Linked DNA regions of Homo sapiens: region 2 is linked to region 1. Evidence: chromatin loops called from intact Hi-C (ENCODE). Cell type or tissue: MCF 10A. All regions are shown on one strand. Each heading gives the region's core, and the rest is flanking DNA. Links, peaks and the distances in the headings are about the cores only. Region 1 overlaps LINC01445 (long intergenic non-protein coding RNA 1445). Region 2 has its middle 69 kb from the start of LINC01445.

Region 1 (16,836 bases), core at 3,587-11,586:
TAAACAGCAAATCATAAAATTTAGTTTGCTTTTTCAGTAGCAAATGAAAATATATAGAACTTCAGGAAATGAGAAAGTTGGAGGATTCTTGAAGAGGCCTTGAGTTGTCTTTTAGGGATGAATCATCTCCCCAAATTCGTGAACACAGAAATACCCCATGGATTTTTACTCATAGTCTGCTGGCCACACAAGGGAAGAGGAGATATGAGATTGTAGGATAGTAGCAGGTACAAAACTGGTACAGGTTGAATAGCCCAAATCCAAAAAACCCAAGTCTGAAATGTTACAAAAGTCTAAACTTTTTGACTACTGACAAGACGATCTCAAAAAAAATACTCACTGGAACAATTCAGATTTTGGATTTTTGGATTCAGAATACCCAACCAGGAAGTATAATGCAAACATTCCAAAATAAAAAAAAAAATCCAAAATTCAAAATACTTCTGGTGTTAAGCATTGGATAAGAAACAGTCATCCTTTCCTTTACATTTAATAATGGAAAATAAAATGTTTCCTCTAAATTGCCTAGTATTGTTGTACATTATTTTAAATCTGCCATTCCACTGTGGCCTAACGTCCTCAAGCCAAGGTTGATAAAAATGCTAAATATTAACTTAAATTACAAAATACATTACAGATAGAGTCAATGTCCACATCATGTCTCTGTAGAAGCGAGCTGTTAACAGGCACTGGTGGGATGCCTTGCCCTTAAGAGGCTACAGTCTGATGTGAGTTGCTTTATTCTCATCCCGCAAACATCCAGTCCTCTCCAGACACTTGTACTCAGGAATGTGTCTAGGTTTAGCGGGTCCGCCGAAGCTTACACAATTTAAAGAAAACAGCTTCAAACTGGTCAACAAAATTATAACACATCTTAAAACATGTCGCCTTTTGAAACCTAGCATCTGGCTGCGTGCATTTCCAGCTTTGTGACTCCTCCGCTCCACATCCGTCCAGCCCCAGCCCTGGAGGACACACCCTTACTGCCACGCCATCTTTGTTTCCTGACCTGGTGACACCAGCTTACCCTCTCTTAGTCATCTGGTCTCCTCTTCAACTTTGCCTCAAACTTACACAGACAATTCTGGACTTCCAGATATTTGGATTTTAGAGTTTTGCACATTAGAACCCACAGATGCCACCAGCGTACCTTCTGTCTTCTGTTGTTGATTTCACACGACTTCCTGGAGACCTGATGGCCAGACTCGCCTCTGATGGAAAGCAACTGACCTCAATTGACTGAGCAGGAATGCCTGCAACTGGCAGGATAGAACATGTGGCCCAACGCTGAGCACATCTTCCGCATATGTCCTCTGCATGTGGCTTGTGAATAATGCTGTTTGGGATCTGATCTATTTACTGGTTGTTCCACATGAGTATATGCAGTTTTCCTTCTCTGAACCTGATGTCATTACTTCACTGTCATAGCTTTACCTGGCTGGCTGCCTCCTGTCACACTAGCCCATGCACTGGTCACAGAAATACATTTGGGCTAGAAAAAAACCAAGACCTTGAGTAAGCAATTGCTCCAATGGCTAAATCTTGGGCAAGGCTTTCTCCTGGGACTTATTGCTGGAAAATTACACCAGACCTTCTCTACTTAGGTTTGAAAATATTCTTTTGATTTTCATTTTTACCACTATTTAATAAAAATTCTGCCCCAAACCAAAGCAACTCAGTTTTAACAATCTGTTAGTACTGAAAACTCGTATACTTTTAAAATGTCCGAAGGTACCTCTTTTATGAGTCAGGCAATATCAAAAAGTGTATGTCTCAATATAATCAAATATGTTCTTTAAAGAATTTTAGAAAAGTTAGTGGAACAAACAAACAAATGCTGTTTTCAATAACATTGTAATGGAAGTTGAACGTTTTTATAGTTTCTTTTTTTCTAATAGTGATTCCATCAATAGCATCCATGTATATCATCTAACTTAATCTTCACCTCAACTCTGGGACTCAGTGAAGGATGATACAACCTCCAATAACATCATTCTCTTGATATTTCGAGAATAATATTTTGCAGGTATTATCTGTGCAGTTCAACAGCTTTAGCAAAAGATTTACCTCTTTCAGCAGAGCAGAAATTTAGCCTGACAAAAGTGGGGAGGTAGAGAATTAGTGTGAAAAAAGTTTCCCCTTTCCTTTCTCAATTTAAAGGAAGGGTCACAGAATATGGGTCTGAATGAGAGTCACATAGTTTTGAATTTCATTTGGAGCCCCAAACACCACAAGCTGTATACCCTTCAATCAAAAAGAAAATTATAACTCTGAGCTGCATTTCTATCAGAGAAAAGCAAATGTTGTGATTTTTGCACTGAAATCAAATTTAGCTGGAATGATTCAATAAAATGATGGTATCATTATAAATGTTGCACTCTTTCTTAAAGTTTGATTAGTCTAGACACCTGAGTTGAAAAATGACTGTTGCCTGATACTTCAAAGCACACTTGACAACTTTGATTAAATATTTATGTTAAATGTAGATGACTTAAAATGAAATGTGTTCCAATCAAGACACTAGCAAGCAGAACATATGTAACTTGTCAGCGTTAGAGCTCTGGTTTCGGGCAGTTTGATTTGAGGTTCAGCCAACTCCAGAGGTACAGTCAACTCCAGAGGTGCAGCTCTCCAACTTCCACTACTTAAATGGGGGTCACAGCAGGTCTGCGTTTCACGTGGCAGTATCCAAGCAACTCAATATCCAGTAATTCCCTGGAATTGTTGAAAAGAATAAAAAGTAAGCAAGGAGCAGCTTGTTGTATTCTCTCTTTCCTCCTTGTATTACAACCATAAACCCCCATATATGCTCTCTCGTAAACAAGATTTTAGAGCACCGTCGAGGGCAACTCTCTTAATCTTTTAAAATGTTTTTAAAACGTTTGTAATTCCAGTTCTTATTCCTAATTACTTGAGAATTTATATGTGTCTGTTCAATTCAAAACAACCCTATTGCATTTTCTTTTGAAGTAAGCTATCCATAACATATTTGCATTTATGTTCTGAGAGAAATAATTAATATCACCTTAATTGCTGAAGTCAGGAAATTGGAAGCCATGTTTAGCTTCCCTTTGTCATTCCTCCCACACTCTAGCTGGTGGGAAGCATCATCAAGCCTATCTGACATGCTTTGTATCTGTCATCCTCCGGACCAGCCCTGAACCAGACTGGCTCTCCATGGCCTTGCATCAGCCTAGACTGTGGTGCCAATTCTAACTCATGCCTTAGCTTGTGTGCATCTCTACACCACCACAATCTAGCCACACATTCCAGAAAGATCTTAAGTAAATCAAATCTGACATTTTGGTTGCTTTGAATCTACATTCATTAATTCTAAAGGCATTGCTTACATTTTATCATTCTTTTTTTGCTTTTTATCTTTGTATCATATTTTACAGAGATAAGTATGCAATTTTTGTTTTGATTACACTTACTGAAAAAATACATGCTTACTTCACAGAAAATCCAATGACAATTATTTTTAAAAGTGAAAACTGGGCTGGGCACAGTGGCTCATGCCTGTAATACCAGCACTTTGGGAGGCCAAGGCGGGTGAATCACTTGAGGTTAAGAGTTCGAGACCAGCGTGGCCAACATGGTGAAACCCGGTCACTACCAAAAATACAAAAAATTAGCTGGGTGTGGTGGCGGGCACCTGTAATCCTAGCTACTCAGGAGGCTGAGGCAGGAGAATCACTTGAACCCGGGAGGCAGAGGTTGCAGTGAGCCAAGGTTTTGCCATTGCACTCCAGCCTGGGTGACAAGAGCAAAAGTCTGTCTCAAAAAAAAAATTAAATTAAATAAGTAAATAAATAAATACAATATTTTTTAAAGTGAAAACTGAATGACCTCTACCTTGTACTCACTCAAGATTAATCAGTGTTAACAGAGTATTATCTATCTCCCAGGGATTAAAATTTATTCAATGGCTTCCCATTGCTGACAGCATAAATCATACCCTCGGAATTCGTTTTTGGACCTTCCCTCTCTTTTTCCTTGCAAAGTGGAGCACAGACTGGAATGGGAGGAAAATGCACAATGTGTTTGAACTTTTGCCTCTGTTTACTGCACCCATTTATTTCTCAAACTTGAGATTAAACAACACTTCCTCTAGCAAAGTTTTCCTATTGGCTTCTCTTAGGGCTTTTTGTTTAAAAGAAAAGCAGATACTCAAGCCATCACTAGTTGGGCACTAGCAGTTACTTTCAGGATATACAGGTTATTTGAAAATAAAGCTTCAATTATGATAGATTTCATGGAAGCTGCAATTAGCATTGAGACAGCATCATCATCCTTTTTCCTGGTGTCTCCATTTTTATCTTATGTCATCTCTGATGCTCTCTGAAGCCACGCCCTTTTCAGTAGTTGAAAACCTTTTATTTGCTGCTTTCTCATAATGCCAATTGGTACGTAAATTTGATTGTCTTGGCCCTGGCTTAAAGCTACACATGCTTCTGCCTTTTGCCTTCCTGGTTGCTTACCAGCTTTTGTATTTCCCAACTGAAAATTACTGCAAAAAATACTTTGGGTACAATATATACTTTTTTCCTTTTAGGTCACAAGATGTACATTGCTGGCCTCAGCTGGATTTTCCCAGGGTCAGGTGCCCATTCCTACCTAATCAAAGGTAAGGATGAAGTTGGCCTTCTGTGTGAGCCGGTGGGGGAGGGGATGAGATGGTTAACTTCATGTGTCAACTCATCCAGGTTATGGGGTCAAGTTCTTTGGTCAAACACTAATCCAAATGCTGCTCTGAAGGCATTTTATAAATGTTACAATCAATTGACTTTAAGTAAAATAAAAATCATCCTTGATAATGCAGATGAGCTTCATTCAATCAGTCAAAGACCTTAAGAGCAAAAACTGGGGTTTTCAGAGAAGAAGGATTTCTGCCTCCAGACCTTACCACAGAAATCCTGCTGAGTTCCCAGATGCCAGACTACCTTACAGATGTGGGACTTGCCAGTCCCACAACCGCATAAGCCAATCTGATCCTGAAAATATCTACCTATCTATCTATCTATCTACCTATCTATCTATCTGTGTCTATTTTTCTATCTGTCCATTTCTATCTGTCTCTGTCTATCTCTATCTATCTGTCTATCTGTGTCTATTTGTCTATCTGTCCATCTATCTCTCTATCTCTATCTGTCTCTGTGTCTATTTGTCTATCTATATCTGTCTCTCTATCTCTATCTGTGTCTGTCTATCTATATCTATCTATCTATCTATCTCTATCTGTCTGTGTATCTGTCTGTGTCTCATTGTCTGTCTATCTATCTATTTCTATCTCTGTCTGTGGTCAATCTGTGTCCAGTTGTCTATCTATCTGTCTATCTATCTATCTATCTGTGTCTATTTTTCTATCTGTCCATCTCTATCTATCTCTATCTGTCTGTGTCTATTTGTCTATCTGTCCATCTATCTCTCTATTTCTATCTATCTATCTATCTATCTATCTCTGTGTCTATTTGTCTACCTATCTATATCTATCTGTCTATCTCTATCTCTATCTGTGTCTATCTATATCTATCTATCTCTGTCTGTCTATCTATCTGTGTCTCATTTTCTGTCTATCTATCTATCTATCATCTATCTATCTATCTATCTATCTATCTATCTATCTATCTATCTATCTCTATCTCTGTCTGTGGTCAATCTATCTGTGTCCAGTTGTCTATCTATCTATCTATCTATCTGCCTATCTATCTATCTATCTATCTGTCTGTCTATCTGTGAAGATCACATCTATCCTACTGCTGCTGTTTCTCTGGAGACCTTTGACTGATATGTAATTTCTATTTCAAGGGCTATAGTGGGTTGGCACCATAGAGCATTTCTTTGACAGTGTTCTGTTGTGTTAACAAGGTAATGTAAACTGCCATTACAAAATAACCCAAAAGGTCAGCTCCAACAATGGAGATGGATGCCTTGCACACATAGGGCCACTGCATGTGTTCCTGGTGAGGAGTTGGCTTCCACGCACTGTGAGGTGCTCAGGCCTCTCCCATCACGGGGCTTTGCCTTCTCCTAAAGCCTTGGTATCCTTCCATCCAGCTGTCGGATGAGGAAAGAGGGTGGATGGGCACCTCTTCCATTAGGCTCCCTGGCGCAGAAGTGATACACTTCAATTCTCTTCATGTTCCATTGATGTAACAGGTCATGAGTCCTCACACGTTTTCAAGAGTTTGGAAAATGATCTCCCTTGCCAGACTGCCAATCTTCAAAGGGAGTTCTATATGTGGAAGAAAAAGAAAAAATTTATGTGCATTTACCCTGTTTAATACACTCATCATATATAGTATTTTTGCAACAGCAAAAATAACACTCTTAATTTAGTATGTAATTATATATGTCATATACTTAATATACAAAATATTTTCCTTGCTAACCTATACGATTTCAAATGCCTGGAACAATAGATAATTCATGTGATTACTTGAGAGTATGTAAATTTTAATATGTTAACATATACTGGCAAAGTTCTAAAAGTTGCGATTTTATGGGAGGCCAAATTATGTACATATTAGTTTGTCTGAAGACTTGAGCCAAAAGGAAACTAATACACTTCTGAGCTACAATATGGACATAATGTCATGAAGCAGGAACATTATGCTCCATTTCAGGACACTTCTGCTGACCTGCACCTAGAATACCCTGTTCTGTGCTGATGACTCAGATGTAAGAATGATGAAGTGCATCGGCTGGCATGCAGAGAACAATAAGAAAAAGAACTGAGTTGTGGGAAGACATGAGGAAAGGACATGAGGCTCTTAATAACAGCTGCCAAGTACTGCAGTCGGGAATCTGGAGCAAAGTGATTCAATTCTGACCACTGCCTGTGAGTAAATGGGATTTTATTTTTCAATACTTTTGTTTAATAGTACCTCCTTCATTACATGTGAACAGCACTCCAGGACAGTAAATCATGAAATGGGAATAAAGCCTGTAATTTTAATTAACATATTTTAAAATGTTTCTAATTTGTATGCATTTGATCAAATTTTCATTTGCATTGAGCTATTTTTTTTCTTTCTCATGTAATGTTTGACATTACCATTTCTTTCTTTAATGAAATACTAATATTTAATAAAATATATTACATCCTTAATATGACTTGTCAGGAATTTTTCTTCCTCAAACATTTGTGTGATGAAAACGAAACCTCGCTGCACATGGAATCTCAGCTGACAAGTAAAAAGAAGCATTTTTGTATTAGCGATATCTTGTTCCCTCTTGCAACGTTTCCTTCCTCTCACCTCCATGTGACCAAAATAAATGATCAGAGTGGTTCATCCTCACTACTGTCTCCCTTGCAGTGCAGCCTCTGTAACCATGCTCTGGGCAAGCAGGTACTCATCTGGGGACAGGCTCCAGTAATGGAGCATGCAATGCAAAAACTGGCATTAAAACTACATCGGGCATGGTGGCTCACACCTGTAATCCCAGCACTTTAGGAGGCAGAGGGGTGGGCCACCTGAGGTCAGGAGTTTGAGACCAGCCTGACCAACATGGTGAAATCCCATCTCTACTAAAAATACAAAATTAGCAGGGTGTGGTGGCAGGCACCTGTAATCCCAGCTACTTGGGAGGCTAAGGCAGGATAATCATTTGAATCTGGGAAGCGGAGGTTGCAGTGAGCCGAGATCACACCACTGGACTCCAGCCTGGACAACAAGAGCAAAACTCTATCTGAAAAGAAAAAAAAACAAAAACAAAAACAAACAAAAACTACATCACCTGCAGAGATGCTTTCTAAATATTCTTTTTTTTTTGTTTTGGTCAGATATAAAACACATGTATCTGCTCATTTCATTGCAAATAGAGGTTCTAACTGGTCTTGACTCTGTGCTCAATGCCCACAAAGCCATTCTGCACTCTTCTGTGCACAGGCATCAACTCCTCATTCAGTCAGCCAGCCAGGCATGTGAACAGATAGCTCACCAAACAACGTGCAACACAGTGTCCCCACCAGGAGATCTCTATGAGCAAGGATCATGTTGAATTTTTTTAGTATTCCTTGCACTTTGTGGGCACTCAATTAATGCCTTTTTGCCATAAGTGGTAGTTAATAAATGCACCTAAAATTTCAGTATAAAAAAACTACTATTCTTAGGCTTTTAGTGATGAGCTTCCTCAACAAACCTTCCCTCCCATCAGTGAGTGCTTCCCTTCGATCTGCACCTCCCAGTGTCTTGAAAGGAAAAAGAGACTGACTAATGCCCCCATCCAAAAGTCTCTCCTCATTTCATCTCACTTAACATTTCTGCAGAGTTTGCCAAATGCAGCTATTCCTTTTCCTAAAGCAGGATGCGGGAGGGGACGTAAATAGAGATTAGAAAGAAGAAAAATATTCTTACCATGTTGGGGGGCTGGATTTATGTGAAATCCAAAGTGAATCAGTCATTACAGGGCTTGGCACATAGTAATTTTTCCAAAAATGTTACCACTAGTAGTATTTTGTGATCATTAAAGATGCCAGAAACATGTATGCCTCCTTGCTTTTAGCCATGTGGTTATTAGCGCTTGAGATGTACTTTTGCTTACATTTAACGTGTCAAAAATATGCTTCTCTTTAAAGGAACAATCAAAATGTCACTTCCTTTGATTACTTCCTTCATCCCCTTTATGGGGAAAATTATTGGTTTCTTCCTTAACTCTGTTGTTTCCAATGGAAATGATAATGCTAAACCTTCAGCCATGAGAAGTGAGGTATAAAGTCATGGTGATTTACAACATCTGTCTTCTCTCCTACATTAACTGCAGGAGGGAGTAAGTCTAGCAGGGAGGCAGGCTTGGTCTCCCAGTTGCTGAAACACAAAATATTGAGGTAAGATTACAGTTTTTATTTTTAAAAAGTCAGAATTTTGCTTTGTTTTTACATTACGTGATGCTGTATGTTCAACGCATAAGTAAGAAAAATACAAAATTTTAATTTTCAATTTTTAATGTCTTTAGATTAATTTTTAATCTCATTGCAATTGTATGTATATGCATATGTATATGTATTAGGTATGTACATATGAAATACATGTTATACATTTGTATTTATTATGCATATGTAATTTATATATACATATACTATATATGAGATATATATACATTCGTGTACTATATATTGTACATATCTTTTATGTGTATATTATATGTATATGCTCATGCATATTTGTATGTGCACCAACAGCATATTCTCTACATTTCTGCATGAGCTTTTAAAACCAATTACTATGGGCCGGGCGCGGTGGCTCATGCCTGTAATCCCAGCACTTTGGGAGGCTGAGGTGGACAGATCAAGAGGTCAGGAGATCGAGACCATCCTGGCCAACTTGGTGAAACCCCATCTCTACTAAAAATACAAAAATTAGCTGGGAGTGGCTGCAGGCACCTGTAATCCCAGCTACTCAGGAGGCTGAGGCAGGAGAAACTCGTTTTCCACATGGATGTTGTGCAAGTCTCCTTCTGGTTTTTAGTGGCTGGGTTGGTGGTGGGCACACTGGGTGGGGAGGACGACAGGCAGGTCTACCAACCACCTAGGGATACTCATCTCCCCGTGGAAGTCAGTGTATTTGCCAATTAATCTTCTACTTATCCATTGATACATCTTTGTTGAGTCCTGTTCTTGATGCTAAAACATTAGCAGTGAATAAGACAAAAAAATCTCTTCTTTCAGAGAATTTATTTGAGAATTACATACAGTGAGTACTGTGAATAAAAGTAAATACAAACAAGCAAAATAATTTTAAATAGAAGCAAAGGCCATGAAGGAAATGGTTTCAGGGGCCATTATCACACCGTGGTGATAAGGTGAGAAATAAAATGTATTGAGAAAGTGTTTTAAATAACATATTTTTAAATAATTTTTTCAAGGCTAATTCTACCTGCTAGGTTACAGCTTATGGTGAAAATTGGATGCAGATAGCAGAAGAGAACTCAAAGAATATCACCAATACAGAAAGCCAATAGTGTTTACCCTTCTGGGCTGTTGTCAGGATGTCTGGTTAAGTGAAGCTTGTGTCCTCTGGACTGTGGACCACGGAAGACAGGAAGACCTGTGAGTTGCAAATAAAATCCTTGTCCCCCACCCATTGAATGGGCTCCCTCTTGACCAAAGGGATCCCATAGAAACCTTAAAATGAGTTCCCAGCCATGATGGGAAGGGAGGTTGGATACAGCTCATTATAACACCCCCTTATGGAGTTTAGACAAAACTGCCCAGAATTAATGTTAAAATAGATATTATAAGACCAATTGAATGGATTTCATGTGACAATAAGATACCAGATTATAACCAAGATGTAAGGTGATGCCAGACCAGGGTAAGTCCTGCCTGCAGGCCATCAGTCTGGCTAAACAAGGCATTTTGACCCAGCATCTTGTGGCTGACTCTGACTTAAGATCCTAATCTTAGATATTCCTTTCTGCTGACAGCAAGTTTTAGAGAGAGTCTTACTCCTTTAACCAGCTGAAAATTAAAGAATTTTTGAATCCAATTATAACCTGTAAGCTTCCACTTTAAGGTATCCTACCTTTTTAGGCCGAGCCAATGTATACATTCTACATACTGACTTACGTCACTCCTGCTTCCCTGAAATGTATAAAACCAAACTGTAATCTGACCACCATATTTTAAATAGTGTATTTAAAAGAGGTTTAAAATAAACTTTTCTAAAATATTTTAGAGTATAGCTTTTCTGTTAACAGATCTCACCAAGGAGGAAAACTAAGGAGGTAAACATTGTGATGATGATGCAATTCGCTCAGGTTCCTACAGACAGCTCTGTGTATGTTAAAGCTGACAGAATTCTATCAGCCCCACCATGGCTTAGTGCAGGCAATAAGCATTTCATTTTGAATTTAAACTTGTACTTAGAAAAATATATGTATTCGGTTGACCATATGAAGTTTCCATTACTGTAGGTCAAAATCAGTCCAATACTGGTCACTGCATGTGACTCAGCCTCATGTGTTTGCATTTAAATGGCTCCACTGCCTGCTCAGAATGGTATCCCCTAGCAAAGGCCAAGTCCTTTGGCTTCATAAGTAAGCTCCATATTTCCTAGTTACTTCCTCTTTTTAAAGATATCGCTAAATAGGGCTGGAAGAATGCAAAATTTAGAGCTGGAGACGGAAACATAGTTTAAATTGCCTTTCTTTGGAAAGAAGAAAATCTGCATGGAGTTGGCGAGGGAAGAATAGGAAATGAAAGAGATGGGTCTAGAAGGCTTTGACGGCTTTTCCCTGAATCCAGAGGGAGAAAGGTGACAGAACTGGCGGCTAAGAAGCTGAAAGGAGCAACTATGGAGAAGAAAGACTCCTAAATGAGATGTGAGAGGAGAGGCGCTGTGGTAGTTGTGAGGTTAACCCCCGTCCTTCCACCCTTCGAGATCTGTACTCAGTTCTGCATGATCAGGGATGCTCTTGTGCAGGCTGAGCCTGGTTAGGAGAAACGGAAAGAGAAGGTGGCATGGCCATGTGAGAAACACACATAGAAAGAGGGATTCACTTGCATGGACAGAGTATCTGTCTCTTCCTGCCCCTACCAATGAAATATGGGAGCGATAGTTTTGAGAGTGCCTAATTATTTGCCACCTGGGACATTCGCATATCAGAGTCAGTACAGTTTTAAGGAAAAAGATTCAAGCCCCTTTACTTAACATTTTAAACCAGATGTCTAAACATGCATTAATTAATAAAAAGGAGAATTGACTAGGCTTGTTTTTCATATATCTAGAAAAATAGATGATTAACATTTTGGAATGAACTAGGATTTTATTCGAGTAATTACTTATTCACAATGCATTATACATCCTGGAAGTAATAGCTCCATAAAAGCCGTTCATTTCCGCTTTTTCCCTAGCCGTGTGACTGGCTGGCTGGTGTTTCCGGTGGGCGTGGGTGTGTCTGGATGCTCATATGTAGAGAGGGCTGCTCATAACTCGGGAGACGCCTCAGCTCCCTCCTCCTTCTTCCCTCTTACTTTCCCTTTCCCTTTCCCTGTGTTTCTCTCCTCCCTCTTTTACACTTAAAACAGCCACTACTATTCTTCTAACTTCTTGTACAAAGTATCCATGAGCATTTGTACCTCTGTGTTTTATTTATTTGTTGCCGGTTCAGAGGAAATGAGAGAACTTTGTTGATGTTCGTGTCTCTGTTTTATCTTCATTTAATCATATTAACCAGTGAAGAGTGTTTAGTTTATTTTTTTCAGGGCCATTTGATTATGAAAAAAAGTAATGACATGATTTCACCTATTCTGTATTCAGGGCCACATTTACTTCCCCACTTGCATTGCTATTTTTGAAAAAAGATTGGTAATTTTAAATTATTCCTTGTATTGGAGAAATATCAACAATATATAATTTTTTATTCGGCAAACAGCATTTAAGTTTTTATCTAACCGAGAATGTAAGAGATGATTACAAAAATCTTAGTAACTGAAAAGGGATGTGTTATTATATCAGTGATCCTAGGAAGAATATTGTGTTTTCAATGGCTATGGTGCCTTACTGCATGTAAAATGTTATTACACTTTATTAAAAGTTACAAAGGGTGTGTTCAGTTGAAAGCACTATCAACTATCCTTTGACAAATCTGGTGGATCATACCAGTATTTTGCAGTGTGTCATGTTTGACACAAGGGGCCAAACAGAAGTTAAAATATAAAGATATGTTAATCTCTATTAGTGTAAAGGAGGTGCAAAATAAAATAGTTTGCTGAATAAGTTAGCCTAAATGAAGTAGTCTGAAAGCAATCCAATAACCCTGGAATTTATATGTTCCCGATTTATTAAGTAGTTCACAAGGTCTGATATTTAAGAAAATTTAATATAATTATTAGCATTCTGAGATATCTGCATTTGAGTTATTATAACTCAAATGTATTTAGAGTTGTAATCAAATAATTAAAATATGACTGCATAAGTGGGGACTATTTCAGGACTTAAGATACTGGTTTGAAAATGTACATATGTGAATACCATAGTCTCTAAAATATAAGACATTGAACTACTAAACCATTCATTCATACATACACACATTAATTCAGTGGAGTGTGTCTAGGTACTAAAGAAGCTGTGGTGAGCAAACTGTACATTCTCTGCCTTCATAAGGCTCACAGATTTATTATGGAGACAGTAATTTAATAGTGCTATAAATAGTAATGCTACAAAAGAGAAGTATATGGTGCTGCAAGAACACATAGTGGAACCTCCTACTCATGACATGCAGCCTACCAGACACCTCCAGCTTAGCTCAAAGAAGGAAACCTTTAAGTTCCATATTTCATATACCCATTACAGTATTCAGTCACTCAAACCTCAGTGTTGAGACAACATTGTAACAACCCACAACCCATCAGAGGCAATGGGAGGATAGTCAGAAGAATCAGAACAAGTCTTCAGCCTTTACTGGCAACTGGGAGGAATTATAACTGGAATTTCCAGCCACAGTTTTGCCATGATCTTGTAGGCGCCTGGGAATCTTATGAGATGCAGCATTTGTCCACTAATAGTGAGAAAGTTTTCAGATGGGTCTTAAATATGACCTAGATCTAAATATATATCACCCCAAATGCCAGAAGAATACACAAATTTGAAGAATCTCAGCTGAGACTGTAAGCCTCCGTGATCTTTGTAAATGGAAGTAACAAAAATGGTTTAAGACAAAAGAAGATGCTTGATATCCCTGGAAGGTAGACACATGGACCATGGTGAAGACTACCTCCTTGACAAAGAGGAGGGAAGAAGACTGATGGCTGCAGTAACCAGAGGAAGCTGCTGGACCAGTATTCCTGAGTTGCACACAGGAAAATGCCCTGAAATTCCACTCTAGCACTTTTGTTATCAAGCTTCCCCAACAGAAAGCACTGTTCTGGGAGAACATACCGCAACCATTTTTCTTTATAGAGGACATCTGCCAAAGGTTGACCTTGTCAGCGGCTACATTTTGAAAAATAATTAAGATGGAGAAAGCTTCCTCCACTTATATAGAGATAGCAAGTAAAAAATTCTTGCTAAAATTATAAATTGCTGATCTCTTCTCCTACCAAGTTAGGCCATTAGTGTATTTACCACAGCTTTATGTATTTTCCCCCCATTTATCAGATTGTGTGTGTGCAGTGTGTGTGTTCGGGGGGATCTGTCAGCATACCTTGTCAGTCGAGAAGTTTTACTGTCAACTCAGACAAGTTTCAAACATTGTACAGATTCACAGAGAAGCAAATTGGTTTTCTGGCCCCAGAAGACTCCCTGGGTTGTATTATATGAGTATAGGGAAGGCAAGCTCAGGTTGATCGATTAGTGGGAGATTGCAGGGGCACTTCTGTAGTGCAGACTAAAACAGGAACCTTCCTAGAATGGCAGGGAGCTTGTGAATCAAGTCTTCCTGGATTAAAAGTCATCGCAGACTATAAATTCCCAGGACCAATTCAAATATGTGAATATCATATAATTCATTAGAAATGACTACTGGATCATTTGGTTTTATGGGTTCCATGTTAGTTAGGAAGATACAATTTAAGAGGAAGATGAAAGTATATATACAATGTCTTCATTTATTAATAAAATAAAATTCACAAAAAGTTACAATATTTTATGTTATATATTAGTCATTGAGTACCCAATAAAAGAAAATTTTCAAAAAAAAATAACTTTTTACAAGTAGAAACAGACTTTATTTGGAAACATGAAATACATACATTTTGTCTCTTACCTGGAAGCATTATCAATATTTAAAGATAGCATTTAAAAATGTTGTGTATGGTACCCACTTTCTCAAAGTAAATGTGTTTGCAAGAAATACACTATTTATTAGACAGGCTCTAAAGAGTAAAAATCAAACAAGTAAACAAATAACACAATTATGTTGAAAAACAAAGGGTATCCAGTAAAAGAGAATAACTAGGTATTGTATTCAGTCTTATTCAGATTAGTGAATAGATAGTTTTGTTTTCAATTATTCAATGATATAATAAAATAATAATTTTAACTTTAATCATGTGTGTTTTACATGCCATTTTAAACAATATGAACATTGACAGAGTTAATATAGAAATTTGTCTCAAGCTATGCTGACTGGAGATGGAGTAATATGGAGAACAAGTTCATTTATTATACTCAAGAGATTAAATTCTTCAAGTCCTAAACCTACTGCAAAAAGCCCTTATGTTTTATTCCTGGTTATAGTTCAAATCAATTGAACTAGTGGATAAATAATTAATGCTTCTTGTAAATAATTCAAGGGATTTATTTGGCTAGTATCACATTTCTTCTATGTGAGTGATTCTCTATGTTGTTGGTTATATGACCAAATTCTAACATCTCGAAAGAACAAAACACTTCTAGAGATGTACCTATTAAAAATAATTCAAGTTATTCTGTCAAATATGTATAAACTTGTATATTTTTCTTCATTAAAGCATTTATTAAGTTAATACCTCTACATATATAAACGAAGTTTTAAAGACAAATATCTGTCTATAGGAATATACTTGTAATTGATTTACTTCAAAGAAAATAAAAAATAATTCTGTGCAAATTTGTTATACCTATACTTTTATTTAATTTGTGACCAAAAAAAAATCCAACTTCATTGATCCCCTAAAAATCACCTCTTTTTTATGTTTTTATCATGTGAACATTTGATAAAGAAAATATTACTTGACCACAAAACAGATATACACTTGGACTTAAGAAGGGGAGAATGGAAACAATTGCAATCCAGGGAAAATAAATTGTATAAACAACAACATAGGAGAACATACAGGTGGATACATTCAGGAGCTGCTGCATAATAACTGTCATGGAGTCTTGGGCTGCCAGTTGATTCCAAAGCCTGTGGAAGGAATGGCCCAGCTTGATCTCCTCGTAGGAGGGCCTGAGTGCTGTCTGCTCACTGGAAAGCATCCAGAGGAGAAGCATTCCTAGGACCCATCAGTCACAAATAAGCTCTGCCTCAGAAACCTGCAGGAGGTGGATTCCATGAAAGAGACTGACATTAGCTAAAGGAGGTCAGAAGGACCCTAGTTGAGATAAGTGGCTTCAAGTATCTCAGGCCTAGTGTAGGGATCTGATTTCAAAAAGAAATAGATAGAGTATATATTATACAGGCTTTTCCAGGGTAAGTACAATTCCTTCTCCCAGTATTGCAACTGTAGTGACAAAGAAATACATGATTCTTAGTCTCAGTTTTGGTTTATTTTTATTTTTATTTATTTATTTATTTTTGAGACAGGGTCTTTTTCTGCCACCATGCAGTGGTGCCCTAATGCCTCACTGCAGCCTCGACCTCCCAGCTCAAGTGGTCCTCCCACCTCAGCCTCTCGAGTAGCTGGGACCAGAGGTGTGCACCACCACACCTGGCTAACTTTTGTATTTTTTGTTGAGTTGGGGATTTTCCATGTTGCCCAGGAAGGTCTCAAACTCCTGGGCTCAAGCGATCCGCCCACCTCAGCCTCCAAAGTGCTGGGACTACAAGTGTGAGTCACTGCACCTGGCCCTAGTCTGAAAACTAGGGTGTAGACAACCAACTGTGTCTTTCATGTCAATAAAGTTGTTCATTAGTTGAACAGCTAACAACCAACAACACAATTGGTTGTCTACACAGTAGCCATCTCCTCCCATCTTCAACAACTGGACTCTTGTTTTCTTCATCTTCCTCTGAGTACTCATGTCCTTTGTGGAAAGCTGGAATCCTCCCAGAGCCAGAAGCTGCGTACTCATTAGCCTCGGCCAATTCTGAATGTCTCCTTCCTCAGTCTAGGTGTGTGGTCTGTGTGAAACACACTCTGCCTAATAGATACTAAGGAAAGTTTGCTGGAAGGCTCAGAGATGGTTTATC
Region 2 (16,836 bases), core at 3,312-11,311, 90 kb before region 1:
TAAGCACACATCTGTTGGTTACACATGACTAGTTTATCCTATCTTGGGTCTGATTATGTAAAAATATTTGCACCATCTGTTATTATCCTAGAATGTTAGTATGGGCAAGTTCATTAAAATTTTAAGATACTGTCCTCGCCTTACAAAAATAAAATAATTTTGTAGAATTAAGGGCAATGCTATCTTAAAAAATAATTGCATGTACTTTGTAATGAAGATAACATTTGTGGATTACTCACTGAAGCTCACATTCAGAGTTATTCAGAGGAGACTTGTTCAAAGTCACCTCTAAGATGCTACAATTGATTTTCATGCAAATGCCATGTTATAAGATTTAATAGCAAAAGGGAAATGTTTCACAAATTAAAGGGAGAAATTCATTTCCAAGTAGTTCAACACATTTGTTGATTAAATTACTTTCAATAGGGTGACTCTATTTTCAAGGTCAAAGAATTTGTAGCAGAGTAAAAAGAGACTCTTCCTCAAAAATGATAACTATTAAATGTGTGCATTTATTACTAGGAAATCTCTAAAGCACTTGAGGCCACCAAATAATTTATTTTTATTTTCATCATATGATATTGTCAAGACACAATTATAACAAATTTAGTTAAATGACCTAGGTGGCTTTGATTTTTTATTCATTAATCAGGTAGCATCTCATCTAAAAATAGAGAGGTGCTATAGTGGGCATGACAGACAGGTGGCTTTCATAAGGTAGCTTGAGCAAGAACCAGGAAACAGCACAAAACAAAAAGTGGATTACTATCAGATCACTTCAGGACATTTTCTTTGTAAGAGCTAAAGCAGAGGGGATTCCTTATCATGCCTGTTTAAAAGTGGCCTGTTTGGGGATTTGACTACCGTCTCTCTTGATTTCTCAGAAGGTCAAATAAACAACTTGGTTTTGCTTTGGTGATGTGGGTCTTTAGCATTAGTGACTCCATTTTGGTTTGGCACATTGGGGCCTAGTGCAGGAGCTCAGTCCAAATTAACAGCCTTCTGTATTTTCTATTTAACAATCTCATTTATACTCTTAAGCACATTTCTAAAGATAGCCTTAGAAAGACCTGTTAGTTTTCTTAACTTTATTTTTAAGAAATAAAGATACTTAATCTGAAACTCTACTTCTATATTGGTTGGATATATTTGTTGTTTTTGTACCTGAAATAAAATGTGTACATTCAACTCTAAATGCAATCACAGTTTGGGTCTATAAAGTTGCTCATGCATAATAGTTTCTCTTCTAAAACGTCCTGAAGGCTGCCGAGTTCCAATGACCCATGTAGATAGCAGTTTCCACATTGAATTCTTTCTCTTTGTGCAAATACCAGGAGAATCTCTGGATTACAAAGGACTGGGTAAGCAGAGCTTCATCAAAAGGAATATTCTACTTGGCAGTACATATGTGAAGTAACTCTAGTCAGAGCAGAGAGAGTTCAATTTTTTTGTATTCTTAAAAACAGCAACAAAATGTTATTTTTTTCTTTTTCACCTTTTGATATCTTCCCAAATTGTATGGAGATTCAGAAGACTAATGCGATTGGATGATTTTCTACCACTTGGTACATCAGTTGTGGTAATTAGTGTGCAATAATATCTTTAGAATTAATGAATGGGCACTTGCATACTGTTTTTTTTTTAATTTAAAATTACTTTAAAAGTTCAGTTTCTTCAGTTTTATCCTACATTCTAAACATTTGAGAGGAAAAGTTACCGATAATTTTGCATTATTATATCATCTCAAATATTAAAACTATTTACAAACATTCATAGATCATAACACCTCGAACTATTTAGGCAGAGAAAAACTCTTAATTTGATAGAGAAATTATTTATTGCTTTAAAAATTGATTGAAAATAATTTGATGTTAATAACACAATTTCTGTATTATAATGGTAACCATTATAATGAAAGAAATCATTTTCTTTTTCAAAATTAATGATGTTCAGAATGTCACTGTATGTACGTACTACTCAGTAACATATAGGAGACTGTAAGAAAACAAAGTTTCTTTTGAACTACTTTTGCTGATTTCTTGCACTTTTTTAATTTAGATGAAATTCACATAGCATACAGTTAACCATCATAAAGTGTACAATTCAGTGGCAGTCACTGCATTCAAAATGCTGTGCAGCCTCCACCTCTCTCTAATGTCAAATATTTTCATCACTCACGAGTTCATCCCATACACATTTCTGCCTCACCCTATCTCCTGGCAACTTCTAACATGCTGCCTCATTTCTAAAGGGTTTGCCCATCCTGGATATTTATATTCATGTAAAAGGAATCATTCACTATCTGACCTTTTGTGTCTGGCTTATTTTACTTAGCATATGCTTTTGAGGTTCATCCAAATTGTAGCATGTGTCAGTACTCCATTATTTTTGAAAGATGAAAATATTCCATTGTATTTATATACCATGATATGTCTATCCACTCATCTGTTGACGGACCTCTGGGACAGGCACCTTTTGGCTGTTATAAATAATGCTGCTATAAAATTTGTGTATAACTTTCATACAGATGTGAGTTTTCCTCTTTCTCAAGTATATGCCTAGGAGTGGAATAGCTGAGTCGTACAGCAGTTCTATGTTTAACTTTTTGAGGAATTGCCCAAATCTCTTTCATAATGGCTATTTCATTTTACATTCTCAACAGCAGTATGTGAGAGTTCCTGTTTCTCCATGTCCTCCCAAACACTTATCATTTTACCTTATTTTGATTTTAACACACTCTACTAGGTATGGAGTGGTATCTCATTGTGGTTTTGACTTGCTTTTCCTTCATCAACAATGATGTCGAACATGGCCTTTTGTTTTGTTTTGTTTTGTTTTTGGTTTTGGTTTTTTGGTTTTTTTTTCTTTTACCCGGGGTCTCACTCTGTCACCCAGGCTAGCTCACTGCAACCTCCGCCTCACAGGCTCAAGTGATTCTCCCATGTCACCTTCCCAAGTAGCTGGAACCACAGGCATGCACCACCATGCCTGGCTAACTGAACATCTTTTCATATGCTTTCTGGCCATTTGGATATTTTCTTTAGACAGTTGTCTATTCAAGTCATTTGTTCATATTTTATAAGTTGGATTGCTTGTCTTTTTGCTACTGAAAGAGTTCTTTGTATATTCTGGATACTAAACCCATATAAGGTACACGATTTACAAGTATTTTTCCTCCCTGTCTGTAGGTTGTCTTTTCACTTTCCTGATAATGTCCTTTGATGCTCGACAGCTTTTAATTTTTATGAAGTGCAATCATCTATCATGTTTTCTTTTATTGTTCATGACTTGGGGTCAAATTTTGGAATCTATTGCTAAGTAGAGACCATATAGATTTACCCCTGTGTTCTCTTCTAAAGGTTTTACAGTGTTAGTTTTTATATTTATGTTGTTGATCCATTTTGAAATAATTTTTGTAGATGAAGCGAGGTTAGTGGTTCACTTTCATTATTTTACATTCTTTACCTCATTGTATAGTCTTTGCACTCTGTTGGCCATAGACTTTTAGATTTATTTTTTGACTCAATTCTTTCTCACTAGTCTGTATGTCTATTCAGTACCACTTGATATTGATTATTGTAGTTTTGTAGTACCATTTAAAGTCAGAAAATGTGAGTCCTGCAACTTTATTTATCTTTTTCAGTATTGTTTTTGCTATTTGAGACCCCTTGTAATTCTACAAGGGTAGACTAAATGAACCACTTATTATTACAAAAGGGAAAAGTGGCAGGCATTACCTGGCCTTCAAACTGAGCATGTGAGGACAGGCTGCATGTTGCTTCTTATCATCATTTGATGATGATATCTTCAAATTTTGAATTTGATTTTTTTTGTTATTTTGGCTATAGTATATTTAATATTGATTTTGTCTTATCCAGATTTGAGCACACATTCTTAGTTATCTGCTTCTTTTTGTTTTCAAAGTATGTTCTCTTGATTATAGCATTTTTGCTAAGGGGGTATTTATTATAATTATTTTTAAAGCTTAAAAACTCCAAAGTAAAAATTAGGCTAAACCTATATCTGTTGAAGAATAGGTGCTATGACCATATCTTAGCCAGAAGTTAGCACTTCCCTGGCTAATTCTGAATGCCACAGCAAATGTATAGGAATACCACTTACCTGAGCCTTGCCATGAGCCCCTTGATTGTAGAGGAATTCCTTCCCCCAAGCACATGCACTGCTGGAACTGTGGGACAGCAAAGAGCAGAAGTAAACTGAAAATATCCTTTACGTATTCAGATCTCCTTAGCTTGCATTCACACTAGTCAAGACCATCTATATTTCAAATATGGGATGAAGACAAATGACTCTATGTAAAGGTCAGATAAAAGTAATTAAAAAGTCATATATAAATAAAGAGATTGCAGTTATGGAGAGCTGTATTACTTTAAGAAATCAGACTAGGTTCTTCTTTTATAACAATTTCTTCAGCAAAATAAGAAATTTTTAGAAATTTTGCCATAATGGAGAACAGCTGACTACTATAAAAAAGGAAACAGTCTAAGAACAGAAAAATTACACAATGGCTTTATATAAAACTATGTTGGACCAATGGACATTAAGCTGGATGCTAAGAAACAGATCAGAGAAAAAATTTTAAAAGTTAAATATGTTAGAATAAAAAGTATAATAAATTAATGAGAGCATAGTTAAAACAAGAACATCTATTCTGCATAAACTAGAAATGTAAATTAAAAGAAGAATAAAACTAGTAACAACTTTACGGAGCAGGAGGAAACAGTAAATTTACAGTTTGAAAGAGATGAGCAATCAATATTAAGTATACTAACATGAACACACAACTTGGTGAAAATTTGCAATTTCAAGAATAAAATGAAAATTTTTTAAAGCATATAATCAGAAAACATGGTGTCTTATTTTTTTCACCATCATGTTGCCAGAACAACACAGCATCAAACAATAGTTGGCGCCTAATAAATATTTTGAATATTTCTTAATTGAATGAATGAATGAATGAATGAATGAAGTTAAAGTCAGAAGGACATCACGCCTAACACAAATCACACTGAGATCCAAATACAGAGATACGTGAATTCTTGTGGCCCTATAATTATATAGCCAGGTAGATATTACTTGAGGGGAAAACGTGTCCAAAATCAAAGATATAAACTCAGGACAACTAGCTAATGAATCTTCCTGAGAAAAAAAGTCCCTCAGAAAAGCTTCCTGAAAAAATAAGTTACAAAAAGAGACACAACACCATATGAGGAGAAAACCAAGGTGAAGAGTAACGAGTGACAAAGTAATAAAGCTTTAGAGTGAAAGATGTTACAATTAAACAACCTAAGACTTGAATCAAGCATTTTAGTTGAAGGAAAATGGTTGTATAATGGAACCCTGTTACAAAAGACAAAAAATAACATTTGGGAATGTGTCTTATTTTGTTTGCTATTTTCCATATTAATATTAATACTAAAATAAACAGCGTTGTAAAAATAGTGGTAAGTAGTAAACGTCGGTCTGAGCGTTTGACCCCATTAGTGCCTCTCTTGTCTTCTTTCATTTGGAACAGTTTCCTTGTCTTTCCCTGTCTTTAATAACTGGAGCATCTTTGAAGAACACAGTCTGGTTCCCATGTATAATGTGCCTCAATTCAGGTGTAGCTGGTGTTTTATGCTGAGAAATTAAGTAATTTAGTTGAAAAAAAATGGTTGTGTAATAGAACCCTGTTATAAAGCACAAAAAAATAATAAATAACTGGAAACACTTTTTCCATATTAATATTAATACTAAAGTTTTAATGCAGGTTTGCATTTCCGATAGGAATACCACAGGCATTCCTATCGGAGATGCATTCTGCTCAGCACGTCTTATCCAGACGCACCTTTCTCCTCCTGGTTAAGGTAGTGTCAGTCAGATTTCCTCACTGTAAAGTTATTAATAAGTATGTCATAATTAATCAGTATTAATTATCTGTGAGTCAGTACTTTGAAGCTATGTCAACATCGTGTTCCTCATCCAACATTCACCCAGGTGCTGCGTGAAGGTCAAGAGACTTGGGAAGCAGATTCTGAGATGGGGACATGCACATACCAAGATGTAGGAGGAGGACGGGCAGAGGGAGAGGTTGAGCCGTGAGGCGTCCCCAAAGGGAGCCTCAGCCTGTCCCGCGGAGGTCGCAGCCTGGATGCTTGCCTCCTTCCAGTTGTCCTGAATGGGGTGAAGGGGCCAGGCCTTTCTCCAGCCCCCACTGACCTGTCACTGGAGGTGGGCTGCCTCTGGAGAGAGGGCGTCACCTTGGCCGTGGTGGTTCTTTTCACTGTAGAATAATCCTCCAAAAAGGAAATCCCCAAGTTCATAGCTGTCAACACCCCCAGTGCCTAGACCCAAGAAATCTGGGTCCTGGAGGGGAGGTAAAATCTGGATGGCACACCCCAGAGCTATTACAGAGGGTAGAATATGCCTGAAAGCCAGAAAGATATGCACAAGGGAAGGGGCCACCACAGTGGCACTGCACGCAGAGAGCACTGTGGACACAGATGCATCAGAGACAAGTCCTATTTGTCAATGTCAGCCCAGTCTCAGTTCTGGACTTCTCTTCATGGTAACTTACCACAAAAGCAAAACTTCGCTTTAAACACTTGCTAACAAAGTGCTGACCCCTGAATTTGTTATGTTTGTTGTGAACTAATTTATCTGTGGTAAGGGGGCAAGATGAGGATAGAAAAATCACAAATGAGAATATTTTGTAATACTCAGAGGAACACACAGGAAGAAAAACTGGTGCTCAGGGGGTCTAATAATTGCAATTTCCTTGCTAATTGCCTTCAGGGGTAAAAATGTCATCTTCATGCATAATAAATTTTTAAAAATCAATATTTAAGACCTCATCAGAAAGATGTATCACTGAGTAACATGAATATCTCTGCTGACTCTGGGGCAATTTGTTGCTATTTGGGGGCCTTTGACTGTAAAATGCTGAGATAAATAAGTGCTTATGAAGTCTGCAAATTCCAATCAGAAAATTAGGCAGAGTTAACATGACATCTTTTTAAAAAGTCTTGTTATGGTTTCTGTACAGGAATATTTGGTCATCTGTGTTTAAATTAAATGGGGCTCTAGTGTTTAAGCCTTTGATCGTCCCGTTTCATATTACATTTTGGAGAGGATAATATATTTTAATATGTCCACAGAATCAAAATGAACTACAGGTTGAATATGTTTATGAGCATTGACCAGTGCCTAATTCAATAGTTCTCAAAGTTTATGCTTTTCTGAGTCCTTTGAATTGTTAGATTGTATCTATTATTATTTTACTGTACCAGAAGTGAAAATAAACACATTTTCTAAATATTTATTTATAAATTACTGAAAATTAATTATCATTACATGTTACCATAAAAAGCATATTTTAAAAAATAAGCATACTTTCTAAAAAAAAAAGTATATATAACTTCTGCACTGAGAAGAAAATTCAGCCTCATGCAGGCATAGAGACAAATTTTCAATTAAGCCATTTCTTTTAAAATAATTGTACATTTACATGCAGATGCTAGAAGTAATATAGAGAGACCCCGTATACCCTTTACCCAGTTCCCCCCAATGGTAACATCTTGCAAAACCATAGCACAATATCACAGCCAAGACATTGACAATGAGGTCAAGATGCAGAATATTTCACAACAACAAATATTCTCCCTTTCTATAAAATGCCATTTTAAGAATATTATGTAAGTGGACTGTAACATTTTGGGATCAGCTATTTTCACTTGACATAGTTTTCTGGAGACTCATCAGGTTGTGTATGAACTAATGGTTTGTCCCTTTTTATTGCTGACTATTAGTCAGTGTTATGGGTGTACCACAGTGTGCTTTGAAGAACATCTGGACTGCTTCCAGAGTTTTGCTATGATGAATAAAACTGCTAAAAACATTAGTGTACAGGCTTTCTGTGAACTGGTGAGTCATATGATAATCACATATGAAAATCACAGTTTTTAGAAACTGCCAAATTTTTTTCCAGAGTGGCTGTTTTATTTTCCATTTCCAACAGCAATTTATGAGTAATATAGTTGTATTAGTCCGTTCTCACAGTGCTATACAGAATTACCTGAGACTGGGTAATTCATGAAGGAAACAGGTTTAATTGACTCACAGTTCCACAGGAAGCATGGCTGGGAGGCCTCAGGAAACACAGTCATGGTGGAAGGCAAAGGAGAAGCAAACATGTCTTACCATGGCAAAGCAGGAGAGAGAGAGAAATGAGGGCGAAGTGCCACACACTTTTAAACCCTCAGATCTCGTGAGAACTCACTCACTATCACAAGAACAGCAAGGGGGAAATCCATCCCCATGATCCATCCACCTCCCACCTGGCCCCTCCTCCAATTCAACATGAGATTTGAGCAGGAACACAAATCCAAGCAATATCACTAGTTTTCCTTCATCTCCATCACCATTTGCTGTAGTCACAGTTTTTATTTTAACCAGGCTAAAAGTTATGTAACAATATCTCATTGTGGTTTTAACTAGCATTTTTCTAATGGCTAATAATATTCGACATCATTTCATGTGCTTATTTGTCATCTCTATATTCTTATCACTGAAATACTTGTTCATGTATTTTGCCCATCTTCTAATTGGATTGTTTTATTGTTTACTGTTGAGTTTAGATAATTTATTTTATATATTCTAGATACTAGTTCTCTGTTGGACATGTGATCCACAAATATTTCTCTGTCTGTAGCTTGTCCTTTCATCTTTAAATATGATCTTTTACACAGTAAAACTTTTTAATTTTAATGAAATTCTATTTATTAGTTTTTCTTTTATGGATCATGTTTTTGGTGTTAAATCTAAGAATTCTATGCCAAGTAGTAGATCCTGAAGGCTTTCTCTCATGATTTTTCCCCTAAATGTTTTATAGTTTTACATTTTACACTTAAGTCTGTGATTCATTTTGAGTTAATCTTTGTATAATAGTTTTGTAAAGTATTAATTTTTATATAATTTCTGATGTGACCTAGGTGGAGCTGCCGCTAATTCTTCATTTATTCCTTTATTTGCCTCTGGATGTACAATTACCCCAGCTCCATTTATTGAAAAAGCTAAGGTGCTTCCTTTGAATTGCTTTTGAATTTTTGCCAAACTTGGTTTGGGTATGTTTGCTTGGGCCTACTTCTGGATTCTCTATTCTGTTCCCTTGATCTGTGTATGTCTCCTTCCACAAATACACACAGTCTTTATTACTGTATATTTTCACATTGGGTAGACTGATTCCTCCCACTTTATTTTACTTTTTTATTTTTTTAGCTACCCTAATACCTTTTTCAAAATTGTTTTAGTTATCCTAGTTTCTTTGCTTCTTCATATATATTTCATAATAACTTGTTTTATAAAAAATATTTCTGGTATTTGGACAGGAACTGTGTTAAATCGGTATATCTTTTTTTAACGAGTTGACATCTTTACTATGCTAAATCTTCCATTACATAATCATGGAATAGTCCACATTTATTTAAATCTTGAATTTCTTTTATCAGTGTTTTATAGTTTTCAGCATATAATTTGTGTATAAGTATTGTTGGATTTGCACCTTGTATTAGGCTGTTGCAAAACTGCATTATTATAAACAAAGACCAGAGACTGGGTAATTTATAATAAAAGAGGTTTAATGGCTCACAGTTCTGCAGGCTGTACAAGAAGCATAACAGCATCAGCTTCTGGGGAGGTCTCAGGAAGCTCACAATCATGGCAGAAGGTGAACCAGGAACAGGCATGTTACATGGCCAAAACAGGAGCAAAAGACAGAAAGTACACATGGGTGTGGTTAATGCCATATACTTGAAAACAACCAGATTTTGTGTGAACAGAGTGAGAACTCACTTCTCACTAAGTGGAAAGCCCAAGCCACTCATGAGGGATCCACCCGCGTCATCCAAAACCTCCCAACAGGCCCACTTCCAACACTGAGGATTACATTTCAACATGAGATTTGGACAGGGACAAATAGCCAAACTCTATCACACCTATTTCATGTTTTAAACTGTGTTGAATGATATTATTATAATTTCAAGGTCCACATGTTCACAGCTGCTGTATAGAAACGTTGTTGAACTTGGATTTTGTGGCTTTGCTGAACTCAATAGTTCTAGGATTTATTGTACAGATTCCTTGGTATTTTCTCTGTAGATGACCACGTCATCTGTAGAGACAGTTTCTTTCTGTTGAATCTGTGTGACTTTTTTCTTGACCTACTGCCTGGGTTAGAACTCTAGTCTTGACTCTCGCCATGAGGTCTCCCTTGGCACCACCCAGCAGGAGGCTGAAAGGTACCTTATTGCAGCCTCTTTAGGGTGGGGGACTATTCTCCCCACTCAGCCTTTGTGGCTCAGGTAGGAGGTAGGAGTGGAGCCACTGTGTGTTCTGTGATGTTTGGCTGGAGTAGCCATTATCATCTAAAAGCACTCTGTCTTGCTAGGCTGCTCCTTTCTTCATCCACTGGCTAAAGACAACCAGCTTTGTTGAGGGGTTGGGGGTTTTCTCTCTGTGCCAGTTATCAGCTTGTTCAGCACAGAGGCAACAAGAAAATCCAGAGAACACAGGCTCATGTCATTCCATGTGTCCTGAGGTCCCTAGCCAGTCTCAGCCTTTCAGAATCTTCTACAGGTCTCTGTGGATTGGTATGTCATGGCTTGTTTTATATATGTATACCCCAGGGCTTCTGTGGGAACACAGTGGGAAGGAATAACAAAACGTGTGTCTACTTCATCTTCCAGGAGGGGAGGTCTCAGAGTTGAGGATATTTTGAAGATATTATCAGATATTTATTTCCTCATTCCTTGTTTTCAAAAAATGAGACCAAGTAAAATACTCATTTAGCAAATAATGTGGTGAGATCATTTTGTGCAAGTGAGAATTGATGAATGTTCTTTATCATCCATACCTATTATATTCTGAGAACAAATCATTTCAGAAAGTGTTTATTTAAAGATTAAAAATCGGCCAGGCGCGGTGGCTCACGCCTGTAATCCCAGCACCTTGGGAGGCCAAGGAGGGCGGATCATGAGGTTAGGAGATCGAGACCATCCTGACTAACATGGTGAAACCCCCTCTCTAATAAAAATACAAAAAATTAGCCGTGCATGGTGGCGGGCGCCTGTAGTCCCAGCTACTCGGGAGGCTGAGGCAGGAGAATGGCGTGAATCCAGAAGGCAGAGCTTGCAGTGAGCGGAGATCGCGCCACTGCACTCCAGCCTGGGCAACAGAGCGTGGCGCCGTCTCAAACAAAACAAAACAAAACAACGACAACAACAAAAAAAGATTAAAAATCCATGAAATGTGTTTTTTACGTAAATATTATTCTTTCTAATATTACATAAGAAAATGTTTGATAATTTGAATTTATAAAATTTATAGGTAAAAGGCAGTTGGATTTAAAAGCATATAATAATCAAAACGGAATTTGGTCACTTTAGGGTTTGTGTAAATCAGGAATAGGCTTCTGGGTTAATCTTTCAGTCAACATAACAACATATATCTTGATTCTTATTCAGTGTTGCCATTGAATCCTTACAATATAAACCTGATGTTATCAGGGAACTATATTACCTTTTTTAAAAAATCATTGTAGCTAATGTTATAATTTTTCAACACAGATACTTATCTTTTAATGAAATTATGATTTGAGTAAGTGCAAAAAGATAAGGAAATGTCTCTTAATACAAAATGGCATGTTAATGTCAGTGAATAAACATCAATACTTAACCAAGTTCTCTAAAGCATTAATATAAACAGAGATGCAGTAGCTTATATGTGATTGCAATTTGAATTAATTTTGACATGTATCCTTCTAATAGCACTTTAAGTTTTATTTTTGAAGTGACTAAATAAGTATATTAGAACCGTTTCCCGAATCTTTGAATTCTGTGCCTTCTTTTTCACTTCTTATCTACATTAGAAAAGGAAAAGCCAATTTCCTTCCAGGATTTTCTCCTTGCTCAAGTTTACCCAAGAGAGAAGAGGAATGATATAATGATCAATAGACACTGCTGTTCCTATACTGTAATTATAAAAGTCTCTGATATTTATGTTCACATAAAGAGGGCAACCTTTGAAATGTGCCCTGAGGAAACATTAAAAATAGAAAGGGTATGGGACAGGACAAGAGAGCTGCAGAGAAAAAGAGAAAGGGAAAGAGAAACCAGCAGGGGAAAGACAAGAGCAGGAGAGGGGAAGAGGCAGGAAGAGGTGTTCGCAATCACAAGCCTGGGAATCGAACCAGGAACCCAGTCCCTGGAAGCTGAGGGTTAAGAAGGAAAAGGGGAAGAGAGATTAGTGTAGAGGATGAAAAGATAAGAATGACAAGGACCACCAACACCGAATCCTTCTTTATACCCTACAATAACAGGCATGCAGCAAAATTTTCTCTTTAGGGTGTGTTTCTTCCTGGAATCACATCCTGGGGTGTGTCTGCCAAAGTTACAGTTCTTGTTATTTCCCAGAAAAAGAACTGGTATTTCAAATCCAAGACCTCCTGGTAGGGCATTGCTAAGGGGATTGGTGTTTCTGGCTGGGCTTTTCCTGATCTGACCCCCAATCTTCCCATGTCCCCACATCATGCAGTGAGAGAGGGCTTCTCAACCCAAGGGGCCATGTCAAGAGAACCTAGCTGGTTCACCAACCTGGTCACAAAAACATTACACCTTCATTTTCACTAACTTGACTTTATGGGGTAACATCACTAAAGACTGATTCAGGAGCCTGAACTTCCCCAAAAGAGGCCCCCAGTCCATCCTTGTTGACCCCAGACCCCAACTCCATGTCAGTGAAGACCCTATTGGTACTGGGCCTCCACCACCCCCACACAGCAGTCTCAAGGAGCACACAACCACAACTGCTATGGAAAATGAGGATAAGAAGTCAGGATTTTCCAGAGTTGGGGAGGATCTTTTTTTCCTAACTGCAATACAGACAAGATTTTAAAAACCAAAATAATAACCAGTGGCCTATATTTCTCATACTCTGAAATATAATAGCAACATTGTGGGAATAAAGCAGGAAAACATAGGACTATGTCATGTATTTTATCACAGCTTGGAAACCTCAGTTCTAAGCCACTCAAAGAACAGGCAGCCACCTGAAAATTTAGGAGTACTGCCTCTCTCGCATCTTGCTGGAAATGTCCTGTCCAGGCCACAGGACACCAGAAAGAAAGAGATTAGTGGTTATTTAGTCCACCCCGAGATATATAGTCTAGAAGACTGGGAGGAGTGCATACACATTATATGTAGATTTTCATGCACTGAATTTTGTTGAAAAATTAGAGAATCCCTCATAGTTTGAGTATATTAGCTTTATTTCTTATTGATGAAACAGGTAGTGAACAAGGGAAGATTTTATCGTAAGGTTGGGCAGAGCTGTATTCTACACCTGAGATGAAAGTGGAACTGTCCAGGCTTGATGGCTCACGCCTCTAATCCCAGAACTTTGGGAGGCCAAGGCGGGTGGATCACTTGAGGTCAGGAGTTCGAGAACAGGCTGGCCAAAATGATGAAACCCCATATCTACTAAAAATACAAAAATTAGCCAGGTGTGGTGGTGCACACCCTTAATCCCAGCTACTCGGGAGGCTGAAGCCCAAGAATAGCTTGAACCTGGGTGATGGAGGTTGCAATGAACTGAGATCACACCACTGCACTCCAGCCTGGGCAAAAGAGCAAGATTCAGTTTAAAAAAAAAAAAGTGGGACTAATTTGTTATAGGCTGAAATAATGGGACAGAGAGCAGATGTCTTCAAATGTGCAGTCCCGGTTCTCTTTGTGTTCTGTGGAGAGATGTGCTTGGCCACAGCCCGTCAGGACTCACTATGGATTTGTACCTCGTCAGAGGGACACTTCGCCCCTGTGCCTTCTCTTTTGGAGGGGCACACCGGATAGTCACCTGCAGAGATACACTAGTCATTCCAGGGTCAGATGCAAAGCTGTATGACTTTAGGTGTCCTCTAGTAGCACAGGAAGTTATAGGAACAGGGTCTGTCTCATCAAGCTCATTTCTATGCAACCCCAGATGAGTCTTTTGATGTAATTGACCAAATACCACTTTTTACCATCAATCCATATCGTTGTCAAACATGATTCTACTGGAGCCACAAATTTGTTGACCTCTCTTTATCTAAAGTAAAGGAGGGAGGGCTAGTTGCCTCAACCCACCTTTGTTTTCTGCATAAACCAAGTGGGCTCTAACTGAATTTGTGTCCTAATGCAAACAGCACTTTTCCAGTTGTTGAGCAGGCTAGACCTAGGCCAGCTTCTGCCTGAGCAATGGTGAAAAGATAGGTTCCACCCAGAGGGGAGGAAGCTCCAGATGATGGGTGGAGGTGGGGCCAAGGTAAGTTCAGCCCTGCTGGGAAGCCACATCACCTCCTTTCCCTTGCCCTCAGGATCCTATGGTCCATGCAGAGAAATCTGAGCCCCAGGTACCCACATCAATCTCCACAGTAACCTAGGTCAGTGCTCTATCATTTAGGGTCACAATAGTAGCAGAGGGTAGAGTACTGACTGAAGCATTCATTTTCACCCTATCTAAAAGGCACTTCACAACTTTGAAGGCCAGGATTCTGCTAATGGAACAGGATTTTCCACCATGGAAACGTCCCAAGAATTCATGCAAATACAAGGCAACTGAACTTTGAGGGACACAATCAGCTATGCCACAGGAGATTACGTTCTCCCATCTCACCCTTGGAACCAAGGGCACGAGAGTTCTGTCAGGTCAGAGAGTGGGCTGGACCCCAGAACTGAAATCAAGGAGGACAGAATCTCAAGGAATGGAGAGTAGTCTGACCTGATGGCTTCCTTTCATGCATTTTATGGCTTAGCAGGAATGCATACATTTTAAGAGAATGGGGAAGATGCCTGCTTGCCTGCTACAAGAAAAGAAGTACTGGCTAATCTCTAGATGAGACTCATCATTCTTTTGCTGATCCTCTTTTGCCCATCCTTACATCTCTCTTGATTCTGTCTTTTCACCCACCTCTGAGGAACTTGACCTAGTGAGCATGGCTAGTGATTCATTCTTGTAACAAGCCAGGCTGACGGAGCTCGAGGCACTACTAGACAGTGTACTGCCATATCCCCAGGCTCTGCTAAGCCTGCTTTCCCATCTGGGCTTTCTGTGTTTATTCCATTTCTTTCCTTCTGAGCAAATCCTCCATTTAAGAAGCAGAGGTGCACTCTTAAATCTGAGAATTTGAACAGGCTCTTCTCTTGTCTTGCTTTACCTCCTCCTTTTTTCCCTGTCCCATTTTTCCAGATGCTTGGAATGTTTAGACTTCCACACTCACACACAAAGCTGCCTCTTTGCAATCTCACTATAATTGCCTTACTGGAGCAGCTATGCCTGCCCCGTCATTATTTCCAGTTAGATTATTCATTTTTAGTAGGCTGCCCTTTATTAACTCTGCACTAACCACCACTGACTGTCTACACTCTTTCCTAGGAGAAATTTTATAAACAAACAACTCAAGCCTTGATGTGACAGCACAGGACTGTGAGGGAGGCCAGTGCCCTCTCCAGATCTCCCCAAAGCCCAGATGGTATCAAAAAAGGCTGCTGCTTCAACCCCTTCCTTGCCTGGCATCCTAGAGGTTGGGAGTCTTTTGTGCCTTCTTCCTTTTTCTTAGTAGGAAAGTCAAAAAAGGGGGTTTCCAAAACATGAGAAGGAATTAACAGATAAGAACAGGAAGGCAATTCTGTGTCCCCCTTCTCAGTAAATATACTGCTTTGGGATTTCTAAGGTCTATTCCCTCAGGGTTATAAGGGCTCCACAGAGAGACCTTGGAGCCAGATTGTCACCAATGACCCATCCATTCTCAGATTTAGTGACCTCTAATATGTCCCAGGGGTGCTGTCCCCCACTCCTGTGATAACCCATTCCTCAGGACTGTGTTATCCACCCTACACGTCTCATGGCTCTCTCCAGCAGCTGGCTCAGGAAAACTCTCATGGCATCATTTGGTGCTGCCTAGACTCCTGATTCTAAGGTGAGAGGAGGCAGGAATCTTTGTCATGCCAGCTGCTTGTGAAGAGGTGAGTATGGTCTAGGGCGAAGTAGAGAAGTCTTGGTGCTGTGCTACAGCAGATAAACCAGGACGACATGGGATAAGCCTGGGAGTGACTATCATGGATGAAATAAGCATGTGAGTCTCCAGTGCTGAGCACTTTGGGCCCAGCACCACCTGTTTAAGAGGCCTCCTTCAGCTGGTCTCCCTCACAAGCAGAGCCTTGACACAGGCGTTCAGATCCATCCAATAGCTTACTTGGGAGGCATGGTAGATTGCCAGCCACATGGCCACCAACAATTCTTTGAATCCCTGTGCAGACACGCCACTCTTATCACCAAAAGATGGAGCCTGTTTCAGCTCTCTTTGAATCTGGGCTGGCTCTGTGACCTGTTTTGACCAATAACAAATGGCAGAGGTGGTGTTCTAAAAGTTTCTGGCCCAAGCTTTAAGAGCAGGTCCAGAAGGATTTCTCACAGCATTTTTTTAAAACATTTTGGGTTTTTTTTTTTGTTTGGTTGGTTGACATATAAAAATTGCATATATTTGTCATGTACAACATAATGTTTTTAAATATGTATACATTAAAGCAATATAATTAACATATACATTACCTCACATAGTTATCATTTTTTTCTGGTGAGAACACTTAAAATCTACTCTCAGCATTTTTCGAAAATAAAATGTTAGTAACTACAGTCACCATGATGTATAATGGATCTTTTGAAAGTATTTCTCCTGTCTAAATGAAATTGTGTATCCTTTGGTGAACCCTCCCCAACCTCCCGTCACACCCCTGCTAACCATCCTTC

What was found. Peaks named below come from ENCODE experiments on the same cell type or tissue, not always from the same donor. Only the 100,000 strongest peaks of a DNase experiment are listed, where the experiment ranks them.
Region 2: it touches region 1 in a loop (2.6-fold over the local background); 1 of 110 quality-filtered maps calls a loop at or near these places.

The regions. Positions count from the first base shown.
Region 1 is chr7:54,342,739-54,359,574 of GRCh38, forward strand. LINC01445 (long intergenic non-protein coding RNA 1445) reads left to right here. Exons shown (of 3, transcript NR_120516.1): 2 at 4,556-4,627; 3 at 6,627-7,107. Among named protein-coding and RNA genes, the nearest start is that of LINC01445, 20 kb to the left of the region's middle. In MCF 10A, for the core only: no CTCF peak of the experiment used is centred there; a DNase peak (open chromatin) is centred at 6,723.
Region 2 is chr7:54,253,197-54,270,032 of GRCh38, forward strand. No RefSeq gene overlaps it. Among named protein-coding and RNA genes, the nearest start is that of LINC01445, 69 kb to the right of the region's middle. In MCF 10A, for the core only: no CTCF peak of the experiment used is centred there; a DNase peak (open chromatin) is centred at 7,845.